Regions from separate parts of the Homo sapiens genome. Here all the other regions are linked to region 3. The links are chromatin contacts, found by Hi-C or POLR2A ChIA-PET in ENCODE. All regions are on one chromosome and are shown on one strand. The core of a region is the stretch at or near the end of the contact, and the rest is flanking DNA. Distances in the headings are between cores, read along the strand shown.

Evidence for each region. A loop is a pair of places that touch in the nucleus more often than their neighbours do. ChIA-PET counts read pairs that join two places held with the same protein, here RNA polymerase II (POLR2A). Pooled maps may share reads with other maps.
Region 1: a map of prostate gland shows a loop between it and region 3 (4-fold over the local background). The contact joins the enhancer-like site here to the promoter of MAFTRR in region 3. A Hi-C loop is called at or near these places in 32 of 168 maps with a recorded cell type or tissue (CD4-positive, alpha-beta T cell, CD4-positive, alpha-beta memory T cell, Caco-2 and 22 more), 3 of 37 single-sample maps with no recorded cell type and 40 of 50 pooled maps. POLR2A ChIA-PET finds 5 or more read pairs at or near these places in 8 of 52 experiments (CD4-positive, alpha-beta T cell, CD4-positive, alpha-beta memory T cell, HEK293T and 4 more).
Region 2: a map of K562 shows a loop between it and region 3 (3-fold over the local background). The contact joins the enhancer-like site here to the promoter of MAFTRR in region 3. A Hi-C loop is called at or near these places in 3 of 168 maps with a recorded cell type or tissue (Caco-2, K562 and dorsolateral prefrontal cortex) and 2 of 50 pooled maps. POLR2A ChIA-PET finds 5 or more read pairs at or near these places in 1 of 52 experiments (HEK293T).

The regions. Positions count from the first base shown.
Region 1 is chr16:79,610,891-79,614,768 of GRCh38, reverse strand. No RefSeq gene overlaps it. Among named protein-coding and RNA genes, the nearest start is that of MAF, 12 kb to the right of the region's middle. Within about 2 kb of position 2,393, at least 2 of the 41 ENCODE cell types and tissues checked have a DNase peak (open chromatin) inside an H3K27ac peak, as active enhancers do; they include mammary epithelial cell and prostate gland, where a contact is called at or near this core.
Region 2 is chr16:79,968,892-79,972,403 of GRCh38, reverse strand. No RefSeq gene overlaps it. Among named protein-coding and RNA genes, the nearest start is that of LINC01228, 140 kb to the right of the region's middle. RefSeq lists a silencer at 14-220, a cis regulatory region at 1,267-1,277 and an enhancer at 1,200-1,344. Within about 2 kb of position 1,788, at least 5 of the 41 ENCODE cell types and tissues checked have a DNase peak (open chromatin) inside an H3K27ac peak, as active enhancers do.
Region 3 is chr16:79,768,869-79,772,566 of GRCh38, reverse strand. MAFTRR (MAF transcriptional regulator RNA) reads left to right here and starts at 2,035. Exons shown (of 6, transcript NR_104663.1): 1 at 2,035-2,120; 2 at 3,345-3,414. LINC01229 (long intergenic non-protein coding RNA 1229) reads right to left here and starts at 2,096. Exons shown (of 4, transcript NR_104660.1): 1 at 2,040-2,096. RefSeq lists silencers at 1,776-1,825, 1,750-1,948 and an enhancer at 1,946-1,995.

The sequences.
Region 1 (3,878 bases), core at 1,144-3,643, 160 kb after region 3:
AAACACTCGCAAAATCATGAGAGAAATAGGTAAGTAAGAAGACAGTGACAAAAGGGTGGCATGAGGAAGCCTTGTGATGGAAATGCCGTGTATCTTGACTGTGGAAATGCTGATTGTGATCACAGGAATTGATGCATGTGATAAGACTGCACAGAATGAAATCACACACACACAAGTGCATGTAAAACTGGTGAAATCTGTGTAAGTTGGGTACATTATAACAATGTCAATTTCCTGGTTGTGCTATTGCAGTCATTTTGCAAAATGTCAATGCTGGGAGAGAATGGGTGAAGGGTACACAGGAGCCGTCTGTATTATTCCTTACAACTGCACGTGAATCTACAATTACCCCAAAATTTAAAAAATTAAAATACATATATAATTACAATGTACAATCACCAATGCCATGCCAGTGGGCCCTGAGAGCAGAGTGGAGATACATCATCCCACTTAGATAAGAAAGTAGTAGTCAAAGAAGGGCCTCTCAAGGAAGGAGAGAAGTCTCAGCTATCAGTGTGAGTTAGCTAGGCTGAAAAGGTGGGGAGGAGGAAAGGATGCACCAGGCTGGAGGAAGCCCAGACCCGCAGGCACCATGGCTGGGTTGATAGTATGACCCTTGAGGCAGGTGAAAAGTGCAGTGTGGACAGCGTCCCTCACCCTGCCCCAGCAAGCCAGCTCTCCCACCATTCTGCTGCTACCTCCTTGGGCTCAGGCCACTCCTTTTAGACCTAAAATAAGGCCTGTTTTCATCTGTAACAGAACCCCCTTCTGCCTCCTCCCTTTTACAGGTCATTTGTTTGTTGAAGAAAGCAGAACATTCGTCTTAGAGAAGTTCCCAAATTATCCATTTGAATTATGGCTTCATAATAGGGTCTGCATCATTTCTCTATCGCCTGCATTTCCTGTAAGCTGGTAGTTTTACTATTACCATGACCATAATCATCATCACTATTACATTACTACCAAATCATCCCAATGTTATTGGAAAGGTAAAAATGTAGGCAATAGAGTGATAGCTTCTAGAAGTTTCATTTCTCTTTCAAATAACTTTTTTTTTTTTTTGAGATGGAGTCTCACTCTGTCGCCCAGGCTGGATGGAGTGCAGTGGCATGATCTCGGCTCACTGCAACCTCTGCCTCCTGGGTTCACGCCATTCTCCTGCCTCAGCCTCCCAAGTAGCTGAGAATACAGGCACCTGCCACCACGCCCGGTTAATTTTTTTGTATTTTTAGTAGAGATGGGGTTTCACTGTGTTAACCAGGATGGTCTCGATCTCCTGACCTTGTGATCCACCCGCCTCGGCCTCCCAAAGTGCTGGGATTACAGGCGTGAGCCACTGTGCCAGACCTCAAATAACTTTAAACCAAATCTTTCCTCCCCATGACATAGAAAATAGACAGCAACCTCATTGGTGCTTAAGTTTAGAAAGAGACTCTAGTACAAAGAGTATGTGCAGACTTGTGCAATGGCCAAGAAGAACCAGCACTGTAATTGCATTCAGCTCACAGAGTTTTTGGAAACAGATCTTTCTGACGGTAACTTCCAATAAAGTTGGTGGGTGTTACATTAATGACTAGACTCTTAGTCACCTCAAAGGAATGAAAATCAGATGACACCAGGATGGTGGAGGGAGGGGAGATATTAGCAATTCTGATTACAGATATGAATGTAATTTCAGGGGCGTTTTATAATTGCTTTTATGCTTTGATTAAGTGCCTCACGTAATACTGGGCTACAAGATGGGACGCTGGAGAGACACAAGGAAACCCAAGATTATTTACTAGCCTTAATGCCAGTGCCCTGAGAAGGCCGAAGAGGGCATATGTTTGATCATCAAATGCAACACAAAACCTTTACTTCTCAGCTTGCCCTGTGTGCTTTAACACTCACAAACAACCTGCAAACACACTGCTGCATATGTGTGTAGCAAATACCAGTTTACGGTTAGTTATAGAAATTCCCAAAGAATTAAGGGCATTTTCTAAAAAGGTTAAGGGGTGGAGGTGTCGGGGACTGGTAATAAGTCCAAAAGCTCTGTATCATCTGCATTTGCCATCTCATTCCTATTCCACCTGTCTGTAAAACAGATTTGCTCAGATCTTTTCTACCAGTGGAAAGGTTTTGGAAACAGTCCTTTCAAATAATGTCTGTCCAGTAAGATAGGCTTAAGGACACAGGTTCAGGCTAACATCTTTAAACACCCACCACCATTGGAAACCAGAGAACGAGACTTCTAGAAATTACAGTTCACCTGATTTTTCCTTTAACTTCCTCCTTTAATGATTTGCTATTCTTGTGAAACCAAAACAAACAAGAATGTTATAATAATGATGTTGCGATGACAGAAGCAATCTTCTTGGATCTAAGGATTCACACTGTGCCCATAAAATGAGTCACTTGGTCAGCTGGTCAACACTCACTCAACAGCTCCCTAAGACACACTCACAACAGATGTTTTAGGGATAGATACAAAGATGGACCATTTACCAGTGTTTGCCATGATACCATATGATATGATATGATATATGTTACTATATTATATAGTAATATACTATATTATATGATACTATACTATATCATATTACATTACATCGTAATATATTATATGTTACTTATCTGTTTTGTTACCTTTCATTTCTTGACTGGCTCCCTCCTACAATACATAATAAAGGAAAGGAGTTGTGTGTGCAAACTTTGCAGCCATGCCTGGATTTACATCTTGTACTACACCTGCTATGTGGCCCTGGAAAAGCCCTCTAAGGCAGTGCCTAAGGGGAAACTAAGGGGGTACCTTAGTAACATCCTCCATCAAATGTAAATAACAGCAGCACATATCTGATAGGGTTGCTGTGACAATCTGATAAGTTAAAACTAAGGGCAAGGCCCAGGTGAATATCATGTCTGAGTTGGCTGTTAGTAATGCTGCCATTTAATGCTGGGTTCCTCAGTGTCGCCCTGGGTGATGGCATTTCCATCACACTCAGACAGGCTCAGAGAATTCTCCAGGCCCCTGTCCCATACCATATCTGAGTCCAAGTCTCAGCCAATTAGATATTTCATCTCTTTGCCACAGGGGTGGGCTCGGGGATGAGCCTATAAGCAGTCAAATGAACTAGACCCATGCAACCCAAACCGCGACTTTGAGCGCCCTACTGGGGCCTCCAACTGACTCCCATGAACTCAGCATAGGAGGATTAAAGGCTGGAACTACTACAATTATCACACTCTTATGCAGAGCCCTGGTCTGGAGTCCACACAGATGGAAGGAAGCCAGTTCCAATGACACTATATGACCCCTGATCCCAACTAGTCCTGTCCCTAGATTTTGGGCCATGCAAGCCAATGAGAATCCTTTTTGCTTAAACAAATTCAGGTCAAATTTTGTTCACTTGCAACCCAAAGAGGCTGAATTGACATTCCATTATACAGATGAAGATAATGAGACTCAAAAAGCACGTCGAGAACTCTTCTAAGATCACACAATCAGCAAGGTGATACTCTACCTGTTGGATACATTGTGAGGCTCCCAAAGAGAGGTCGAACTACAACTGTGAGGATACAGGAATGAAAGGTAGGAGCGCAGGAGGGCTTCTGGAGCTGGGGGCTTAGTATTAGCATCAAACTTTTACTAATGGATGCCCGACACTCTGCTCTGAGCTTCAGGTGCAACGTCACATCTCATATGAGCTGTGCCTGGAAGAATGGGCATGATTTGGGTATGTGGAAATGAGGGCGGGCCTTGCATTCTTATCTGAAGCTTACAAAATAGTGTCTGTGTGCCTTGAAGTCCTGGGAAAAGCAGCTGTGACTCAAAGCTGCACCAGGGCTCTCTCTAGCAGCAGCAGGCAGTGCTGGAATAGGATGCCCCACTTACACTC
Region 2 (3,512 bases), core at 539-3,038, 200 kb before region 3:
AATGACACATTCCCATCCAGGGTCCTTTTGTGGACGGCAGAGCTCCACATCAGCAGGAAAGGCCTGGCACCAGGCTAGCTTACTGTCAAGTGACCTGCTCAGCTGTGAACTCTTTTTATCCTCTCCTAGTTCCTGTTCACAACAGTTACTCCTAATGTAAAATGCTGAGTCAGTGACTCTTAACAGACAGTTAGGTTGAGACATCGTGACTTATGATTTGGGCTGCAACATTATCCATCATGCTCATGACCTTGGCATGCTCCAAACTCTTCACCAACCCGGGAGGTAAAGTGAATGTCTCCAAACAACTGGGAAATTGCACGTCCTAAAAATTTTCACCTGATATTAACATATTTATTCACACCAGATCAGTTCTGGATTCTCTTTATTCATTTGTCCATTCATTCATTTGTTCAGTAAGTATTTATTGTGCCTGCTTTGTGTCAGGCATGAGGAATACAATGAGGAAACTCAGAACCTCTTCCAAATTCCATAAGGTTTTGAGTCTAGGGAAATTCCTCCATGTCTGAAATTTGAACAGAAGCTCAACTGTCTTGTTTCTGTTATTTTCTAATATGTATGAGGCAGAGCATCTCCCCTTCTGCTGATAAGCCTCCACATAAACAATTTGACAAAATCCTGAAGTTTCCACCTGCTGCTGTATTCTTAAGATATGGACACACATGCTCTCACATGCACACATCTTTCATGGCACATATTCACCAGTATTTCTTTGGTGAAGCTTCCATCAGTTAATTGTATTAGTTATTGTTACTGCGTAAAAAATTGCCCCAACACTTGTGAGCTGAAAACAGCACACACTGTTATCTCTCAGTTTTTTTGCAATAGGAATCTGGGTTCATTTTACTGATTGGCAACCACTGTCCAATAGTCAATTGTACCATAAGGCTTTATATATATTTAGTCACATATGTAGGTATAGATAGAATCTTCTAAAATTCTAGAAGAAATGAACTAAATAAGCCAAGGCCCTGGAGAGAATTGGCTACACCATGGGAAAGGTGGCATATCTGTGAGAAGACAGGTATTCAATCTATTATATGAGACTTTAGGACATATCATTACTTCTTTGAAAACTCAAGCTTTGCTAGTGGACTCTCCTTATATTAAATGGACCTTAAGATTTCTTTCTAAGAGGGGAATATGAACATCAGCTCTAATTAACTTGGAGGATGTAATTTGCTTAGAGCTGGCTCATGGACATGGTGGCTCCCAAGCTGTTCTGATGAGTCAGCAAACCGTTGAATGACTCAGCACATCTCTTATAATGAGCTTCGAGATATCTACTTTCCAAGTAAAAACGTTGTCTCATAATATGGGAGTCAGAATATGAGGCCATCAATGGGGCCAGAAAATGAGAGTCCAAAATTCAGAAATAGTTACCTGCTGCTATATTTTAACACTGGTAAATGTGAAATTTAAAGTACCCAGACCCATTGTGGGCATTAAGGCATGGGATTGAGTTTATAGAATGCAGGAACGACATAGGAAGCAGGGTTATTAGTGGCTTACTTAGCGTGATAATATCAACTGGTGAACACTTCCCAGGATCCATTCCCACTGATAAGAACTTATCACTGCACATATTGATTGGGGATTTATCTGTACCATCTGTGGCTCTGGAAACTAACGATTTGGGCCTGTGTTTCCTCCAAAGGTGAAATACTGAGAAGCCCCATGTGGATGTGTAGGAAGCTCACACTGATAACTTCTTGTACTCAGGCCAGTGTTGCGAAATGTTTTGTAGGGTAGTTTCTGGGCTGCCGGCCTGGACTAAGAATGTGCAGGGACTGCACGTCCCAGAATCAGAAACGGTGACCTCTTAGCCCAGAGATTCACATGGTCTTGATAGTTGAAAGAATTCCACAAAAGGTGGGGCCCACAACTTCAGCACCAAAAGAGCTCAAAATGTGAACATTTACCCAAATATTTTTTTTAAAAGGCTGTTTATGGCCTGAGAAAGTTTCTGTGGCAGAAACTCTACCTAGAACCTTTTGTAAGAGCTATTTCAATGCCCCGTGCAAACATTTCATGAGCTGAATTGCTAAGGGTCGTTTGAATGACTGAGTGAGGCAACACACACATGAGGTTAAAGAGAATGGAAACCAACAAATGAATGATGATATTTAACATAGATCTCAGCCCTGTCAAAGCACCACGAGAGGATGAGATGAGAAAATGTAAATCTAACACTGATGGCTGTGTGTGTAAACATTCCAGGGTACAACTTGGAATTTCTGAGATAGGGTCAAAGCAGTGAAATGAGGAACAAGTAAATGTTAACATTAATAATCTTTTTTTTTTTTGAGACAGATTCTTGCTCTGTCACCCAGGCTGGAGTGCAGTGGCACGATCTCAGCTCACTGCAACCTCTGCCTCCTGGGTTCAAGTGATTCTCTAGCCTTAGCCTCCTGAGTAGCTGAGATTACAGGTGCATGCCACCACACCTGGCTAATTTTTGTATTTTTAGTAGAGACAGGGTTTCACCATGTTGATCAGTCTGGTGTCGAACTCCTGACCTCAGGTGATCCACCTGCGTCGGCCCCCCAAAGTGCTGGGATTACAGGCGTGAGTCACTGTGCCTGGCCACCATTAATAATATCAATACTGAAAATGCACACAATTTATTGAGAACTTATTATGGGAACAGGCCTTGGGGTAGCTTCTTTATCTATGTATTATGTATCCAAACTGGCATTATGCCAGACAAATATTAGTCTCCCATTTTAAAGGTAAGCAAATCAAGTCTTGGAGAGGTTAAGAAGCTTTCTCAGGATTAAGCACTTACAAGTGGTAAAGCTGGAATTGAATTCAGTTGTATTTGATACCAAGATCGAATTCAAGAACACCATTGAGCCCTGGAATATTTTGGAAATAATGGTGTTATTTCGTTCAATGAGTGTAAATAGGAATTCCTGAGCATCATTTTTGTCAGAGATTTACTAGCTTCCTGCTTGAGTATTCCAAGAATTGGATGGATGCTTCTTCTCAAGGTAGCCCAATTTACTATGGGAGGGAAGAAAATATTTTAAAGTTCTTATTTTAGTCCAGATAGATAGACAGATAGATGGAGGTAGGGTTTGGCTGTGTCCCCTCCCAAATCTCATCTTGAACTGTAGTTCCCATAATCCCCACATGTCACGGGAGGGACCTAGTGGGAGGTAACTGAATCACGGGGTCAGTTACCTCTATGCTGTTCTCATGACAGTGAGTGAGTTTTCATGAGATCTGATAGTTTTATAAGGGGCTTTTCCCCTCCTTCACTCTATACTTCTCTTGCCTGCCACTGTGTAAGATGTGCCTTTGCTTCTCCTTTGCCTCCCACCATGATTGTGAGGCCTCCCCAGCCATGTCTGCAAGTCCATTAAACCTCTTTCCTTTTTAAATTACCCAGTCTTGGGTATGTTTTTATTAGCAGTGTGGGAGCAGACTAATACAGATAGACAGATGGATAAATAGATAGGTATCCTGCAGTGACCATTGGACATATT
Region 3 (3,698 bases), core at 786-3,285:
GGTAACACAGATGGAAGAACATGTGGCTTTTCTGCCAGGCCCAGTGGAAGTGTATTCAAGGTTTGTTCCCTCCAGGGATAGCCGGCATCACACCAACCTCACTCACAGTCCAGTGTTTACAGGCACTCGAAAACCTCCTAAGAGTGTATTTCATAAAAGCAGGGCCTGTCCAAATCCCCTGTAATGTCTCCAAAGTGAAAGGATAGAGTCAATAATCAGGACTGTATCTGTGTGTTGTAAATGCCCCAAACCTCTATTCCCTCTCTGAGTTCTCACAGGCACGTGTGCATGCACACACACACATAAACACAGCCATAAATATATACACTCCCATTTAATAGACTGGAGATTCAAATTACAGTTATAGTGTCATAAAACTATCTGTAGGGTGTGTGCAGAAGTCTAAGTGTGTGTGTGATGTGGGTTGGGGTGGCAAGCTTACAACCTTCCTCCTTCCCTTGAGGTTCGACATTCTCAAAACGTGAGATTCCTCTGGGACATTTAAATAAGCTGTATTCATAGGGGCGGCTACATAATTTGCAGACCCAGTGCAAAATGAAAACACGGGACCTCTTCTTCAAATCGTATTAATAACTTCAAAACAGCAACAGCAGAGCAGTAAACCAAGTGTAAGACCTTCTAAGTACAGAATCTGTGCATTTGGGCTGGTCACACACCCACAAAGCAAGCTGGGGTTTGAGGATAACACATAGAGAGAGTCTGGATTCGATTTTTGCAATATACACCATTTCTTTAGGAAAGTTCAAACTTTCCCTCTGAAGGCTCTAATCTAAGTCTGCTGAATGAATTGACAAGAAATTAACAGGAGAAAAGCCATAACAAAGCTATTCAATCATAGTTTTATGTGACATGGGAGCCCTCAAAATGAAGACCGCAAGTCCCAGATAAAAATAGATACCCCGGGTATCTGTTTTTACCCGGGCTTAAGTTTGATGAAGCATGGATAGCCAGGTAGAAATAGGGTTAGACAAAGAAGAGTCTGATCTAATAGCAAGAGACTGAGGCAGAAAACCCAGCACGGCCTGTCTGTTCAAATTTTTCTTAGCTTCTCTATGTAGCACGTCTTCCTCTCCAGTATGGGGCAGGACCTACAACCCACAAGGTAGGTCAGAGAATTTCTTTATGGCCATTTCTGAAAAGTGCTTGCAGAGGTTCCTGGCATCATGAAACCAGAGTGTCTTGGGAATCAGACTGGCTTGGGTTTGAATCCTGTGTAACCATGTACTAACAGAATTTCTCTGACACTTCCACTCACCATTTTGAACTTCAATTTCCCATCTATTAAATGGAGACAGGGCAACCCACTCTCCGAATTACAATTAATTAGAGGATTAAATGCAATAAGGCATAGAAAGCAAACAAAATTCGAGGTCAAAGCCCGGTACATAATAAATGTTCCAAATTGCCCTTCATTTTGGGCACAGATCTTGCAGATCAGTTCAAACAAAAACACACTATATATTAAAAGTGAGGCTATTGTAATTGAAGACCAAGAGAGATTCGGAAACCTGACAAATCGTTTTCAACCTGTCCGTTCTTTTGCCTCTAATGAGACTTCTCCTTTGGGTGGGAAGAGATGACCTTCTGAAAAGGCCCTCCGTCCGCGTCAGAATTTGGCGACTAAAGCATGCATGAGCTGGGAATGGTGACAAGTTGCAAAGGGAAAGGGGGAGGGTAGGCAGGGTAAGAAAGAAAACTTAGGGCTGGGGTGTGAAGGGTCTCTTGGTTTGTTTTCCTGGCTGGGACAGCGAACTTCTCCGCAGCCAAGTTTCTGGAGCGGGGCCGGCCGCTTCGCGGCTCCCATTGGTCCGGCCGCGGCTGTTGCTAGGCGGATGGACCAATGGCGCGCGAAGGGCGTCTGGGCTCCTCCTCTTCTGGGCCGCGGCTGGAGCCCGGGAAGCGGCGGCGTCCGCGCTTCTCCCGGCGGCTCTTTCTCTTCTTCTTTTTTTTTTTTTTTTTTAAGGCGGGGCGGGGCTGGGGGCGCGGCGTCGCGGAGCTCGGGCCGGTGGAAGGTTTACCTGCTAGGCTCGTCCCACCTGTGTGGAGCTCCCATCGCCCTCCAGCGTTGCGCAGCCTGAAGGGACAGGACGGACAAGCGGGTATTTTTTCCCCCTCACGCAAATGTGTATTTTGTGTTTTAATAATTTTATCAACTCGGTGAACTCTCGCGAGAGCACTCGCTGCGTGTCTTGCCTCTGTCGTCCTTCCCAGTCTCTAACCGGCCCCTGGGCCACCTCTCACAATTGAGCCCCCAGCCCTTGAACACACGCACACACGCACACACGCTGAGCTACCGCCAATGCTTGAGCCCCCAGCCCTTACACACACCCATACACGTGCACAAACACACACACACGCTGAACCAACTTCAACACTTGAGCCCCCAGCCCCTAGAGAGAGACACACACACACACGCTGATGCGGGAGCATTTAGCACAGTTTCCTTGCTGAAAAAGCAGGACCTCGGTTTAGAAAATGGAAATTGCCCAGGAGGAAAAGAGAGCTGAGATATATGCAGCCCCAGGTACTTAGGGTTAGTAATAATATTGTTAATAATACTATCGTTTCTGAGGGGTTTCTACCAGATACTGTGTTGAGTAGTTGCCATGCTTAATCCTATTTAGAGCTTGGTGTGCCCATGGGTAAACAGAGGCACTGAGCAGGGGAGGCAGAAGCAGGACTGGAAACTGTCTGTGTAACTTTGGAGCTCTTGGTTCTATCCACTTACTGGTGTGGTTGCATGGCTGTACAACTGCCCATGTGGTTATGGCCCCCATCTGGGGATAGGTCTCAGTAGAACCTACATCGCCAGGGCTATGCCAGCCTTATGCAGTCCTATGCATAACTACCAATTCTCAGAATGAGCATGTTTATCACCCTTGGCCCATCCTGCCCCATCACTGTATTTAACACTTGCATCTTAGGTGGATCTTCCTCAATAATCCTGGAATGAGTAGAAAAGACCCATGTTCTGTGTGTTTGGGGAACATCTTATCTTCATCCTGCAACACACATCCACCTCGGCAGCTTCCCCTCAACTAATGTGGGAACCACAACTCAGAGAGGAAAGTGACTGGATCAAGGCTACTCTGATCAAAGCTGGTCACTTCCCACATCTGTGAGACAGCAGAGCCAGTTCTCTGCTTGGTGAAGCAATTCCGTAAAAGCATTTCTCTAACAAGTGACTGCAGACTTCACGTGAACTCAGCTGCATACTGGAAGTCACTGTGATTCTAATTTTATGAAGAATTATCAAGTTGAGCATATTTAAAACTGTGTGGGGCTTTTTTTCTTATACAGTTTCCTTTTTTCTTTTTTTCAAGGTGCCTCCTTCTAATTCATCTTCACCATTGTGGTTGTCAATATGGCATGCAGAATTATCCCTCTTTCCAGGTGAGGACGCGGAGACATGGAGACACATGTAGCCCAGACACATAACAACACAGTAGGCAGGCCCAGTCTTGGAGCACAGATTCTTCCTCCCCCTCCCCACACCTTAGCTAGCTTCTTTGCTCTCCCTGAGTGCCTATGGCTTACAAGTTATCCATTTACAACAAAAGGTTGTTTATTCAGAATGTAGGGACTGGGAATACAGAAGCCAAAAAAAAAAAAATGAAGTGAGAAATGAAATCCCTTCTGTTTTGTTGTTTGGAAACTGCCTGGGAAGTGGCCTGCCA